Regions from separate parts of the Homo sapiens genome. Here region 2 is linked to region 1. The links are chromatin contacts, found by Hi-C or POLR2A ChIA-PET in ENCODE. All regions are on one chromosome and are shown on one strand. The core of a region is the stretch at or near the end of the contact, and the rest is flanking DNA. Distances in the headings are between cores, read along the strand shown.

Region 1 (7,477 bases), core at 1,351-3,850:
GAACCTATTCTGAATTCAATACATGGCCTTATAGCCTTTCATACTAAGTCATGCTCCAATTTTACATGATGTCTTATTCTCACTCTTAGTGATAGTAAGTTTAGCAAGTTACTGAATAAGGAATTTTTTGGGAGAAGAAGTTGCATCTTTCCACAAGCAAAGAAATCGGAAGTTAAAGACATTCTCATAGCCAAAGCGTTATGGAGGAGTTCGGCTGTCACTAGGCTAATTGGGCGCTCAGTTAGAGAGTTTAAAAATATTTGAGTCAAACAGAAATACATTATTGCTCTTGATTCTTTTTCACAGTATTGAATATTGAGTAAGTAAAAACTATTAGCAGAGTAAATGAATTTAAAATATTTATTTAAGAAATGACACAAATTATCATTCACTTCTGAACACAAGGTTTACCTGTGAATCATTCTTCCTTGAAATGGCTGAAAACTAAGAAATAAGTAATTTCAAGGTTCTGTTTCAGGCATTGCTAACTTCAATTAAAGTGAGCTAAGGCTACAGCAGTAAGAGAGAGTGGATCTGGTGGCAACTGCTAGTTAGAATTAGAGCATTTCATATGTGTAAAGTACCACAAATTTGACTTTCTGATACCACACCTTTGTGATACTACAATCTCTGCTCTGGCATCCTTTTTTTACGGTCATCCAACATATATTTAAACACACTCAATGATGAGAAATTTACAACATTTTTAGGTAGTTTATCTTTGGGCGATTTTGTTAGAAAGCTCACTTATATTGACTCAATTTCTTTGAAGTTTACCTAGAAGATATTCACTAAACAGTATTGACTGAATAAATGCATGATTGGATTGGGTAAAATTAATTTGCAAAGAAGGTGACATAAGAAACAGGTATCCTGACAAGGCTTGACGGTTCATAGACTGGCAGTGATTAAAGGTGCCAGAAATCTTCAGAAAATTGATGTAAGAATTAAATAAAAAACTATACCCTGAGATTATTTTCTGTAGAGGCAAATAGGCCTTCACCCTCCTACTCTGAGGAGAATAAGATGCAGTTTAGTATAATAACTGATATTTATAAAAACTGTGTGTTACTGAGAAGAGGTTCTATCATGTAAAGTATATTTTTAAGTTATCTAAAAATATATTTACATGGTAATATTTGTTCTCCAATAGTAGCAAATAAGTAAGACCTTATTGTAATTCTGAAAACAAGTCAGACTTCTAAAGATTGTATGCACATTACGTTCAAATCAAATCTTTCTGAGAATGGGACAGAAATAAGAATATGATAATAATGCTTTAAATGTAATGGAGAGGGACTTATTAGAAGCATGCATTGAATTTGAAGCATAAAGATATTCAACTGAGCAAAATAAAATAACTTTATTTTGAAATCCCTTGTATGAATTTATCAAGTGCAATGCCTATGGTCAATTAGAAGAAACCGGACTAAACTTGAAATTCTGCCTGTTCATTTCTGAGGCACTTTTTGATATGTCAAGTTTGCTTTCCCATCGTTCTAGCTTTGATAAATATTGATATTTATATATTTACCTCTGTATTGTTACATGTATATGTATATATAAGGAGGGAAACACAAACACATATCATATATTGCAAGAAGGCCTAAATCGCATTTGCTGTTTTAGATCTCTACTTGCCTCTAAAATGACAGCATTTCATAGTGGGCTCCAAGTTACGAGATCTGGTTTCTTGTCCCAGATCTGGCATTGTACACTGGGGGGCAAGCATTTACAATCTTCATATGCTTGAGAATTTTTCTGATTAAATGATTACTAATGTCCTAGCTAACTTCAATATCTTATAATATCACAATCCTATGAGTATTTTGGATTGGGAAAATCTCTCACATCTCTAATATGTGAATGTCAACCAAAGGATAATGGGAGTGAAATACCATGATGATATGTGCTGGGCATCTGCCACTTGCTACTCAGACTCCATCCTTTGTACTGCGAGGCTGCAGGAGCCAGTCTTTATGGATTACATCAATAGGGTCCCTTGAACTCAGAGGAGGGGAAGAAAAAAGGGAAGGATGAAGAGTGAGGTTGGAGTGTATATTCCTTTGCTTCTTTTCTGCAAGTCATTATTGCAGGCAGACTGTGTGACTCAAGCCTGTAGCTCCTGTCAGTTTACAGTGACTGCCCACCCTCCTTGCTTCCTCAGGCCTACCCAGTGCCATGTTCTTAGCCCTGTTGTACTACACTCCTCTTTGTGAATTCCTTATTCTCTGACCACATTTTTGCAAATATTTTCTTCGTTAAAGTCATTACAAATTATGCCAAGCTGAATGTGGCATCACTTTCCTGCTGGGATCCTAAGTGGCTGGGAATACAAACCCCTGGGTGGCTGCAGCTGGGAGGATGGCTATTGTGTTGCACGGGATGAATACTGGAATTACTCCCTCTGTCTCAGTCATCAACCAGGCACTTCCTCTCTCTGACCAGAGGCACAGGAAACCACAGCACTCTCATTGCTATGGGACAGGTCAATGGAAAACAGTGACACACAAGACAGAGCACTGCAAGCAGAGGGAGAGAGAGTGTCTCTCACAGGCTTTTGCAGAGTGAAAGGAAAGCCAGTCTCCGGGAGAAAGCGTTATTTTGTGCTGAGAACACGGAAGAGTGAATCATCTCAGAAAGATTGCTCATTTGCAGAGTAAACTCTGTGTCGTCAGAGAGGAAGAGGTTGGGGATTTTTCACAAAAGTTACCAATCCATTGATAAAAGGAAGAAACAATCTATACTCGGCCAGCCTGTCTTTTAATTGGCAAGATCCAGTTTCTTAGCAGAACTGAACAACTTAGAAGGGATAGAAACTGCGCCAAGAGAAAGGAAAAGACCAGACTTGTTAGCATCTGACTAAGAGTTCTCATCAGTTATAGTGGAAAAAGCAAAGTATAAAAAAAACCTTGAAATTAATACCAGAATCCTACTGTAAGTCATTTTGGTTTGTTATATGGACATTTGCTTTAGTTAAATAGATATGGAGGTGGATGATAGATGGATAGATAGATCAATAGAGAATTCCATAACATATGTTTAGACATTTTCATACAGTCCCAAATTAAAGAAGTGTGAATTGAGTAAACCTCACTAACCTTTCCAGTTAGGATACTTATATTTGCGGTAGGTATTTAAAACATGTTTTCATTTACGGAAAAAAATATATTAAGTACCGAGTATATGCTGAGCATTGTATGAATAACCAAAACAAACAGCTTTATTTCTCTTTATGTGTTAATAAGTGAGAAGGACATATAAAGAATGAAGCACAGTGAAGCATTCCAATTATAGCTGCCATTCCTTCTGTCCGACATGATTTTCCATCCGATCACCATGTGACTCATCCTTTATCACTTTCCTGTCTTATCTCAAACAGCACCTGTTCAGTGAGGCCTTCATGAATCTTTATAACATTTTAATCCTCCCACTTTCTATTTAATTTTTTTCATATAATTTTTAAAAATAATTGTCATTCTCCACCTTCATTACAGAATACAAACTCAATGAGGGAGAGTTTCATGTTTTTTTTTTTTTTTTTTGGTTTGCTTTGCTTAGTGCTTTAACTCCAGAACTCAGAACAGTGCCCAGCACATACAGGAGTTATTTATTTTTATTTTTTTTTTTTTTTAGTGAAAGGTAGGAAAAAGGAGGGGGAAGGGGTTCAGGGGAAACACTCAGGAGAGGAGTCACTTTTACATTTGAGGTGAGGTCAGGAAAGGCTCTGTGAAGCTCTTACCTTTGATCTGAGTCTTGAAAGATGAGTGGTTTTTTAGGTGGTGGTAGAGGGTGTTGAATAAATAAAGGCAGTGATCTAAAAGACATATCAATCACATTTATTTGAGTGCTGATTAAAGTTATAAATGTTTAATTGGTACCCTCATTAATAGAAATTTTTCTATCACTATATATATATTCAATCAGATTCTGGAGGAAAATGCCTGGGAAAGGTTGAGTAGTAGTTCTAGCTCAGGTGATTTTGTCCCCCCAGGGAAATTCTGAAGTGTCTGAGACATTTTTGGTTGTCACACTGATAGAGAGTGCTATTGGCATCTGGTAGGTAGAGGCCAGGGATATTACGAAACATTCCACATTGCACAAGACAGTGCCCCAAACATAGGCTCATCTAGCTCAAAATGTTAATAGTGACACAGATGAGAAACTCTGATTTAAAGAGAATTAGTGAAATTGAGACTAATCTCTAAAGTCTGTGCCAACACTGAATCTGAGGTTGTTTTTGAGTAGGATTTGTTTTAAACTAATTTCATTGAAGGTATACAGGATAATTAAGAGCACATTTGTTATGACTGAAACAAATCTGAGTGTCCCTCAAAGTATGTGTTAGCTTTTTTGAATATGACTGTCATAGAGTCCAGTAGTCTACCTTGTCTTCAGGGAATACGTTCTAAGGCCTCCAGTGGATATTTTAAACCACAGATGGTGGCAAACCCTATATATATTATGTTTGGTTTTGATCTGATAACTGAGATGGTTACTAAGTGACTAATGGGCAAGTAGCATATACAATGTGGATACACTGAATAGAGGAATGATTCACGTTCTGTGGGGGACAGAGTGGGGCAGTGAGTGATTTCTTCAGGCTACTCAGGGTAACTGAAATTGTGGAAGGCAAAACAATGAATATGGGGGAACTACTGTGCATTGGCCTAATATAGTACATTGGGCTTCATGTTTTCCTGTAGGTCTGTCTTGAGCTGCTATAACAGAATACCTGAGGCTGAATAACTTATAGTAAACAGAAATTTATTGGCTTACAATTCTGGAGGCTGGAAATTCAAAGATCAAGGTGCTGGCATTTTGTAGGGGCATTCTTGCTGTGTCTTCACAGAGCAAAAGTTGGAAGGGCAAAGAGAGAAAGAGAACAAACCCATTCCCAAGAGTCATTTTTATTATGGCATTAATCTATACATGAGACCTCTGCCCCCATGACCTAAACACCACCCATGAGGCCCCAGCTCCCAACACTGATGCACTGGGGATTAAGCTTTCAACACATGAATTCTAGGGGATACATTCAAATGATATCACCATTTCTGCACTGATTCTGGAATATTTCGGAAAAAATAGCTATCCTAAAATTACAATCTAGTGGGAGTTCCCCAAGTCAGGGGACAGAAACTTAGTTGCCATTGCTACTGTAATTAGTATAATATCTAGGCATAATGATGTTAGAAGTGTGGACAGCATCACTATTTTCATCCCCCACAGGCACATGTACCAAGTGCTAAGACAGCACAATTCTAATATTTGCAAAGACATTTCATATTTATATTTAAAAATACTTTATCATGGTAAGAACACTTAACATGAGACCTAGTCTCGTAAGAAATTTTTTAAGTGTACAGCATTTTGTATTGTTGACTATAGGCACTATGATGTGCAGCAGATCTCTAGAACTAATTCATCTTACATAACTGAAACATTATACCCATCGAACAACTCCCTATTTCCCATTTTTTTCAACCCCTGGTAACCACTGTTCTACTCTCTGCTTCTATGTATTTGACTATTCTATCTATGTACCTAAAGTAAATGGAATAATGCAGTATTCGTCCATCTGTAACTGGTTTATTTCACTTAGTACAATATCCCCAAGGGTCACTCATTTTGTCATATATTAAGGAATTACCTTCTTTTTAAAGGCTAAATGATAGTCCATTTTGTGTGTGTATGTCCATTATCCATTGTGTATATATACCGCATTTTCTTTGTCTATTCATCCATTGATGACTACTTAGATTGATTCTACACACACATGCACACACGCACACATGCACACACGCACACATGCACCCACAAATGTGGTATACATACCACACTTTCTTTTTTTAGATTTTTAAATGATTTTAACTTAATTTTTTTTAAATTGACAGATAATACTGTATGTATTTACTGTGTACAACGTGATGTTTGGAAGTGTATATACATTATGGAGTGGTTAAATATACTGAAGTAACAAATTCACTACCTTATATAGGTATCATTTTTGTGTTAAGACCACTTAACTACCATTCTCTTTGTATTTTTCAAAAAGACAATATATTGTTATCACCTATAGTCACCTTGCTCTATAATGGGTCTCTTGAGTTTATTTCTTCTAACTATAATTACAAATCTTTTGACCAACACCCCTTCCATCCCCCTGTTGCATAACCATCCTAGATTCTGGTAACCATCATTTTACTGTCTACATCTATGAGATTGACTTTTTAAGATTCCAAATATAAGTGAGATGTGCAGGGCTTATTTTACATAATCTGATGTCCCCCAGGTTATCCATGTTACTACAAATGACAGAATTTTCTTTTTATGGTTGAATAGTATTCCATTGTATATATATACACCACATTTTCTTTGTCTATTCATCCATTGATGGCCATTTAGATTGATTCTATATTTGGCTATTATGAATACTGCTGCAACTTGGGAGTTCAGCTATCACTTTAATATACAAATTTCATGTCCTTTTGATATATACCCAGTAGTGGGATTGCTGTATCATATCATAGTTCTATTTTTAATTTTATGAGGAACCTCCATACCATTTTCCATAATGGCTGTAGTAATATACATTCCAACTGACAGTGTATAAGGGTTCCCTTTTCTCCAAGTCCTCACCAACACCTGTTATGTTTTGTGTTTTTGGTAATAGCCATTCTAATTTAAATGAGGTGATATCTTATTGTGGTTTTGATTTGCATTTCCCTGGTGATTACTGATGTTGAGAATTTGGTCATATACCTATTGGCCATTGTAGGTCTTTTCTGACAGATGTCTATTCAGGTGTTTTACTGATTTAAAAAAATGTTTCAATAGTTTTAGGGGTACAAGTGGTTTTTGATTACATGGATGAATTGTATACTGGTGAAGCCTGGGCTTTTAATGTACTCATCACTTGAGTAGTATACATTGTACTTGACAGGTAATTTGTCATTCCTCACTTCCCTCCCACCCTTCCCACTTCTGAGTCTTCAATGTCCACTGTACTACTCTCCATGCCTTTACACAATCCATAGCTTAGCTCCCCGTTATAAGTGAGAACACACGATTTTTTGCTTTTCATTCCGGAGTTACTTCACTTAGGATAATGGCTTATAGTTCCATCCAAGTTATTGCAAAATACATTAATACATTATTCTGTTTTTTTTTTGAGGCTGAATATTATTTCATGGTGTGTGTGTGTGTGTGCACGCGCGTGTGTGTGTATGTTTATATATATGCATGCCACATTTTCTTTATCCACTCATCAGTTGATGAGCACTTAGGTTGACTCCATATCTTTGCAATTGTGAATTGCTCTGTGATAAATATAATGTGTGCAGGTATCTATTTTATATAATGACTTATTTTCCCTTGATATACTATACTTTCTTTATCTGTTCATCCATTGATGATTGGCATTTAGTATGTTTCCATATCTTGGCACTTCATAATTTAAAATAAACTTAGACAA
Region 2 (7,477 bases), core at 2,594-5,093, 40 kb before region 1:
TGCCTATGTTGAAACATCCTTGCATCCCTGGGATGAATCCTATTTGATCATATTGAAAGACCTTTTTAATGTATTTCTGAATTCAGTTAGCTAGTAGTTTATTGAGGACTTTTGCATCTGTGTTCATCAGTGATATTGGCCTGTATTTTTCTTTTTGTTGTGTCTTTGTCTGGTTTTGGTATCAGGGTAATGCTGGCCTCACAGAATGAGTCTGAAAGTATTCATTCCTCCTCACTTTTTTTTTTTTTTTTGAAGAGTTTGAGTAGAATTGATATTAGTTATCCTTTAAACATTTGGTAGAATTCAGCAGTGAAGACAACAAGTCCTGGGATTTTCTTTGATGGGTGACATTTTCTTATGACTTCAATTTATTGATTTGTTGAGGTTTTCTATTTCTTCATGGTTTAGTTTTGGTAGTTTATATGTGTCCAGGAATACATTCAATTCTTCTAGGTTTTTCAACGTATTGGTATACTGTTTTTCATAATAGTCTGTAATAATTCTTTATATTTCTATAATCTCAGTGGTTATGTCCCCTTTTAATTTCTAATTTTATTTATTTGGGTCTTCTCTTTTATTCTTAGCTGAGCTAAAGTTTTGCCTATTTTTTTTCCAAAAATCTATGTGTTTCATCCATCTTCTGTTTCTTTGATCTAACTTTTTGTTTCATTGATTTTGTTTTTTTTTAGTTGCAATGTTATTTATTTCTGTCCTGATCTTTATTATTTCTTTTCTCCTACTAATTTTATGTTTGCTTTGTTCTTGCTTTTCTAGTCCTTCAAGGTGCATCATTAGTTTACTTGAGTTTTTTCAACTTCTTTTTGATATAGGCATTTATTGCTACAAACTTTGCTCTTAGTACGCTTTTGCTGTATCCCATAGATTTTGAAATGTACTTACATTTTTATTTGTTTCAAAAGAGTTTTATATTTTCTTCTTAGTTTATTCACTGACCATATTGGTCATTTAGGAGCATGTCAATATCCATGTGTTTGTGTACTATCTGAGCTTCCTCTTTTTATTGATTTCTAGTATTATTCCACTGTGGTCAGAAAGATATTTGATTTTGTTTCTAACTTTTTGAACTTGTTGAAACTTGTTTTGTGGCCTAAAATATCATCTATTCTGGAGAATATCCCATGTGCTGATGAAAATAATGTATATTCATCAGCAGTTGGATCAACTGTTCTGTAAATGTCAGTTAGGCCTTTTTATTTTAGTATAGTTTAATGTCAATGGTTTTTTGGATTTTCTTTCTAGATGATCTGTTCATTACTAAGAGTAGGGGTGTTAAAGTTTCCTACTAGTATATTATTATATTGCAGTCTATCTATCCCTTTAGATATATTAATGTTTGCTTTATATACTTGGGTACTCTGCTGTTGAGTGCATAGATATTTACAATTGTTATCTTCCATTCTGTATTGACTCTTTTATCTTTATAAGACCTTCTTTGTCTCTTTTTACAGTCTTTTCTGGTCATCTATTTTATCTCATGTAAGTATAGCAACTGCTGCTCTTTTTGGTTTCCATTCACATGAAATATCTTTTTTTTCCTACACTTTCAATCTAGGTGTGATTTTATAGGTGAGGTTTCCTATAGGCAGAATTTAGTTGGATCTTGCTTTTTTATTCATTTAGTCACTCTATATTTTTAATTGGAAAATTGAGTCCATTTACATTCAGCATTATTATTGATAAGTAAGGCCTTACTACTGCCATTTCATTGCTTGTTTTCTGGTTGTGTTGTAGCTCCTCTCTCTCTTTCTTCCTGTCATCTTTTGTTGTTAATTGATTTTTTTACTTGTAGTATGTTTTAATTTGTTGATTTTTACTTTTAATGTATCTATTATAGGTTTTTGCATTGTGGTTACCATGAAGCTTATGTGAAATATCTTATAGATATAACAAATTATTTTAAAGAGATGACAACTTGTATTAGATAACACAAAAAAGAGTAAAAACAAGCAAACAAATAAAAAACTAAAAACAATCTTTATATTTTGACTCTATCATCCCACATTTTGATTTTGGTTGTCTCAATTTACATTTTTTATTGCCTATCTCTTAAGTTTCTGGAGCTAATATTATTTTATATGTATTTATCTTTTAGGCTTCATGCTAGAGTTATGGGTGGATTGCACACTAAAATTACAGAATTGGAGTATTCTGGGGATGATTTTGTACTTAATTTTACCAGTGGATTTTGTACCTTTAAATATTTTCTTTTTTCGCATTAGTATTTTTTTTTTGTTCAGATTGAAGAGTTCCCTTTACCATTTTTTGTGAGGTAAGTCTGGTGGTGATGAATTCTCTTAGCTTTTGTTTGCCTAGGAAAGACTTTGTGACTCCTTATTTGAATGATAGCTTTGCTGGATAAAGTGTTTTTGAATGGCAGGTTTTGTTTTTTGTTTTTTGTTTTTTGTTTTCTTTTCAACACTTTGAAAATATTCTGCTCCCTCCTGGCCTGTGTGGTTTCCACTGAGAAGTCTGTCATCAGATGATTGGCATTTCTTTACATGTTGTTTGCTTTTTTTCTCCTGCTGCTTTTTAGGATCCTCTCATTGTCTTTGGCCTTCGAGAGTTTAATTATTATATGTCTTGGCGTAGTCCTATTTGATGTTCTCTGTCCTTCCTATACGTGAACTTTTATTTCTTTCTCAAGTTTTGGAAACTTTTCTGTTATTATTTTTTGAGTAAGTGTTCTACCTTGTTCTTTTGCTCAGCTGCCTTTTGAATACTAGTAATTCTTAGATTTTGTCTTTTGAGGTAATTTTCTATATCTTATAGGTAGTCTTTATTCCTTTTGACTTTATTTTTTTGTTATTTCTCCTGTGACTGTGTACTTCTAAACAGCCTGTCTTTGGGAGCACTGATTCTTTCCTCTGCTTGGTACATTCTGCTGTAAAGAGCCTTCAATGAATTTTTGAATTCAGCAAATGTGTTTCTCAGTTCCAAGATTTTTGTTTGATCTTTTGTTATTATTTCAATCTCCTTGTAAAATTTATCTGATAAATTTATAAATTGCTTTTATGTGTTATCTTGGAGAGCACTAAGTTTCTTTCAAACTCCTATTTTGAATTATTGGACAGAGAGCTCATGTAACAGTCTTGTTAGGGTCAGTCACTGGTTCCTTGCTTTGTCTGTTTGGAGAGGTCATGGTTTCCTTTTCGCTGTTTTTTTTTTGTGTGTGTGTGTGTGAATGTACATCTATGTCTTTGCATTTAACAGTTATTCATTCCAGTTTTCTCTGCCTGGCTTGTTTTGGTTTTTATTGGCTATGTTTACTTAGAGATTCTTCATAATTTACCTGTTGAATTTCTTATACTTTTTTCCGCTAGGTCAGTGCCTCCTTTTCAGCACTAGATGGCACTTTAAGCCCATGTTTGCCTTTGCTCTAGCAAATTATCAGAGACTGATCATCAGAAATAGGGGAGGTCCCAAAGGGGATATCCTGGCAGTGTGGAACGGCTGGCTGTAATTTGTGCTCAGGGGCCCCGTGGAATGTACCTCCTACAGCATGGTACTGCTAAGCAGCCACTCCGATTTGGCATGTCATTTGGCTGAATTACAGAGCAGTTTCTAGCATTCAGGATGTTAGTCCTGCCTCTCTACTTTGTCTTTGGCTGTCCTCAGAGATGTTTCTCCTTTTAGGCACTCACCATGCTTCCCACAGTTTGAGGTAGGGACAGGTCTCCTGTCAGGGAACATAAGAAAGTAGAGAAGCTGACTGTCAACCTCAGTCTCACTTTCTCCAGTGTGGAAACTGAGAGTCAATCAACATTTTCCACATACTTGGGGCAGGGCAGATTCCAGGGAGGGGTGTCATTGTCATGAATATATGGCTCTCTTACCGTCTGCTGGAGTTTTTTTTACTTCTCTTTGGCTCCAGGAACTGATTCATCCTCATATTTGTGTTCTAGGATATTGCTGGTGATCATCTTGGTGCTATATATTTGTTTTTGGTTTTCTGTAAAAGGGAGCGAAGCCAGCTTGTTTCTATGCCACCATTTTCGAATTGGAATTATGACTATAGGGCACCACAGTCTTGAACTCCTGGGCTCAAGTGATCTTTTTTTTTTTTTGTCTGATATATTTTAAAAAATTTTTTATTTTATTATTATTACACTTTAAGTTTTAGGGTACATGTGCACAATGTGCAGGTTAGTTACATATGTATACATGTGCCATGCTGGTGTGCTGCACCCATTAACTCGTCATTTAGCATTAGGTATATCTCCTAATGCTATCCCACCCCCTTCACCCTACCCCACAACAGTCCCCGGTGTGTGATGTTCCCCTTCCTGTGTCCATGTGTTCTCATTGTTCAATTCCCACCTATGAGTGAGAACATGTGGTGTTTGGTTTTTTGTTCCTGCGATAGTTTACTGAGAATGATGATTTCCAATTTCATCCATGTCCCTACAAAGGACATGAACTCATCATTTTTTATGGCTGCATAGTATTCCATGGTGTATATGTGCCACATTTTCTTAATCTAGCCTATCATTGTTGGACATTTGGGTTGGTTCCAAGTCTTTCCTATTGTGAATAGTGCCGCAATAAACATACGTGTGCATGAGTCCTTATAGCAGCATGATTTATAGTCTTTTGGGTATATACCCAGTAATGGGATGGCTGGGTCAAATGGTATTTCTAGTTCTAGATCTCTGAGAAATCGCCACACTGACTTCCACAATGGTTGAACTAGTTTACAGTCCCACCAACAGTGTAAAAGTGTTCCTATTTCTCCACATCCTCTCCAGCACCTGTTGTTTCCTGACTTTTGAATGATCGCCATTCTAACTGGTGTGAGATGATATCTCATTGTGGTTTTAATTTGCATTTCTCTGATGGCCGGTGATGGTGAGCATTTTTTCATGTGTTTTTTGGCTGCATAAATGTCTTCTTTTGAGAAGTGTCTGTTCATGTCCTTTGCCCATTTTTTGATGGGGTTGTTTGCTTTTTCCCTTATAAATTTGTTTGAGTTCATCGTAGATTCTGGATATTAGCCCTTTGTCAGATGAGTAGGTTGCGAAAATTTTCTCCCATTTTGTAGGTTGCCTGTTCACTCTGATGGTAGTTTCTTTTGCTGTGCAGAGGCTCTTTAATTTAATTAGATCCCATTTGTCAATTTTGGCTTTTGTTGCCATTGCTTTTGGTGTTTTAGACATGAAGTCCTTACCCATGCCTATGTTCTGAATGGTAATGCCTAGGTTTTCTTCTAGGGTTTTTGTGGTTTTAGGTCTAACATGTAAGTCTTTAATCCTTCTTGAATTAATTTTTGTATAAGGTGTAAGGAAGGGATCCAGTTTCAGCTTTCTACATATGGCTAGCCAGTTTTCCCAGCACCATTTATTAAATAGGGAATCCTTTCCCCATTGTTTGTTTTTCTCAGGTTTGTCAAAGATCAGATAGTTGTAGATATGTGGTGTTATTTCTGGGTGCTCTGTTCTGTTCCATTGATCTATATCTCTGTTTTGTTACCAGTATCATGCTGTTTTGCTTACTGTAGCCTTGTAGTATAGTTTGAAGTCAGGTAGTGTGATGCCTCCAGCTTTGTTCTTTTGGCTTAGGATTGACTTGGTGATGCGGGCTGCTTTTTGGTTCCATATGAACTTTAAAGTAGTTTTTTCCAGTTCTGTGAAGAAAGTCATTGGTATCTTGATGGGGATGGCATTGAATCTATAAATTCCCTTGGGCAGTATGGCCATTTTCATGATATTGACTCTTCCTACCCATGAGCATGGAATGTTCTTCCATTTCTTTGTATCCTCTTTTATTTCATTGAGCAGTGGTTTGTAGTTCTCCTTGAAGAGATCCTTCATGTCCCTTGTAAGTTGGATTCCTAGGTATTTTATTCTCTTTGAAGCAATTGTGAATGGGAGTTCACTCCTGATTTGGCTCTCTGTTTGTCTGTTATTGGTGTATAAGAATACTTGTGATTTTTGTACATTGATTTTGTATCCTGAGACTTTGCTGAAGTTGCTTATCAGCTTAAGGAGATTTGGGCTGAGACAATGGGGTTTTCTAGATGTACAATCATGTCATCTGCCAACAGGGACAATTTGACTTCCTCTTTTCCTAATTGAATACCCTTTATTTCCTTCTCCTGCCTAATTGCCCTGGCCAGAACTTCCAACACTATGTTGAATAGGAGTGGTGAGAGAGGGCATCCCTGTCTTGTGTCAGTTTTCCAAGGGAATGCTTCCAGTTTTTGCCCATTCAGTATGATATTGGCTGTGGGTTTGTCATAGATAGCTCTTATTATTTTGAGATACGTCCCATCAATACCTAATTTATTGAGAGTTTTTAGCATGAAGGGTTGTTGAATTTTGTCAAAGGCCTTTCCTGCATCTATTGAGATAATCATGTGGTTTTTGTCTTTGGTTCTGTTTATATGCTGGATTACATTTATTGATTTGCATATGTTGAACCAGCCTTGCATCCCAGGGATGAAACCCACTTGATCATGGTGGATAAGCTTTTTGATGTGCTGCTGGATTCGTTTTGCCAGTATTTTATTGAGGATTTTTGCATCAATGTTCATCAAGGATATTGGTCTAAAACTCTCTTTTTTGGTTGTATCTCTGCCCGGCTTTGGTATCAGGATGATGCTGGCCTCATAAAATGAGTTAGGGAGGATTCCCTCTTTTTCTATTGATTGGGATAGTTTCAGAAGGAATGGTACCAGTTCCTCCTTGTACCTCTGGTAGAATTCGGCTGTGAATCCATCTGGTCCTGGACTCTTTTTGGTTGGTAAGCTGTTGATTATTGCCACAATTTCAGAGCCTGTTATTGGTCTATTCAGAGATTCAACTTCTTCTTGGTTTAGTCTTGGGAGGGTGTATGTGTCGAGAAATTTATCCATTTCTTCTAGATTTTCTAGTTTATTTGCGTAGAGGTGTTTGTAGTATTCTCTGATGGTAGTTTGTATTTCTGTGGGATCGGTGGTGATATCCCCTTTATCATTTTTTATTGCGTCTATTTGATTTTTCTCTCTTTTCTTCTTTATTAGTCTTGCTAGCAGTCTATCCATTTTGTTGATCCTTTCAAAAAGCAGCTCCTGGATTCATTAATTTTTTGAAGGGTTTTTTGTGTCTCTGTTTCCTTCAGTTCTGCTCTGATTTTAGTTATTTCTTGCCTTCTGCTAGCTTTTGAATGTGTTTGCTCTTGCTTTTCTAGTTCTTTTAATTGTGATGTTAGGGTGCCAATTTTGGATTTTTCCTGCTTTCTCTTGTGGGCATTTAGTGCTGTAAATTTCCCTCTACACACTGCTTTGAATGTGTCCCATAGATTCTGGTATGTTGTGTCTTTGTTCTCGTTGGTTTCAAAGACCATCTTTATTTCTGCCTTCATTTCATCAGGTACCCCGTAGTCATTCAGGAGCAGATTGTTCAGTTTCCATGTAGTTGAGTGGTTTTGAGTGAGTTTCTTAATCCTGAATTCTAGTTTGATTGCACTGTGGTCTGAGAGA

What was found. Hi-C counts contacts between places; a loop is a spot of excess contacts on that map. ChIA-PET counts read pairs that join two places held with the same protein, here RNA polymerase II (POLR2A). Pooled maps may share reads with other maps.
Region 2: a loop to region 1 is called in a map of mammary epithelial cell, with 4 times the contacts of the local background. The contact joins two enhancer-like sites. A Hi-C loop is called at or near these places in 3 of 168 maps with a recorded cell type or tissue (IMR-90, endothelial cell of umbilical vein and mammary epithelial cell) and 3 of 50 pooled maps. POLR2A ChIA-PET finds 5 or more read pairs at or near these places in 4 of 52 experiments (AG04449, AG04450, OCI-LY7 and 1 more).

Annotation. Positions count from the first base shown.
Region 1 is chr5:98,305,019-98,312,495 of GRCh38, reverse strand. No RefSeq gene overlaps it. Among named protein-coding and RNA genes, the nearest start is that of LINC01846, 150 kb to the right of the region's middle. Within about 2 kb of position 2,600, at least 9 of the 41 ENCODE cell types and tissues checked have a DNase peak (open chromatin) inside an H3K27ac peak, as active enhancers do; they include IMR-90 and mammary epithelial cell, where a contact is called at or near this core.
Region 2 is chr5:98,345,782-98,353,258 of GRCh38, reverse strand. No RefSeq gene overlaps it. Among named protein-coding and RNA genes, the nearest start is that of LINC01846, 190 kb to the right of the region's middle. RefSeq lists a silencer at 3,320-3,614. Within about 2 kb of position 3,843, at least 3 of the 41 ENCODE cell types and tissues checked have a DNase peak (open chromatin) inside an H3K27ac peak, as active enhancers do; they include IMR-90 and mammary epithelial cell, where a contact is called at or near this core.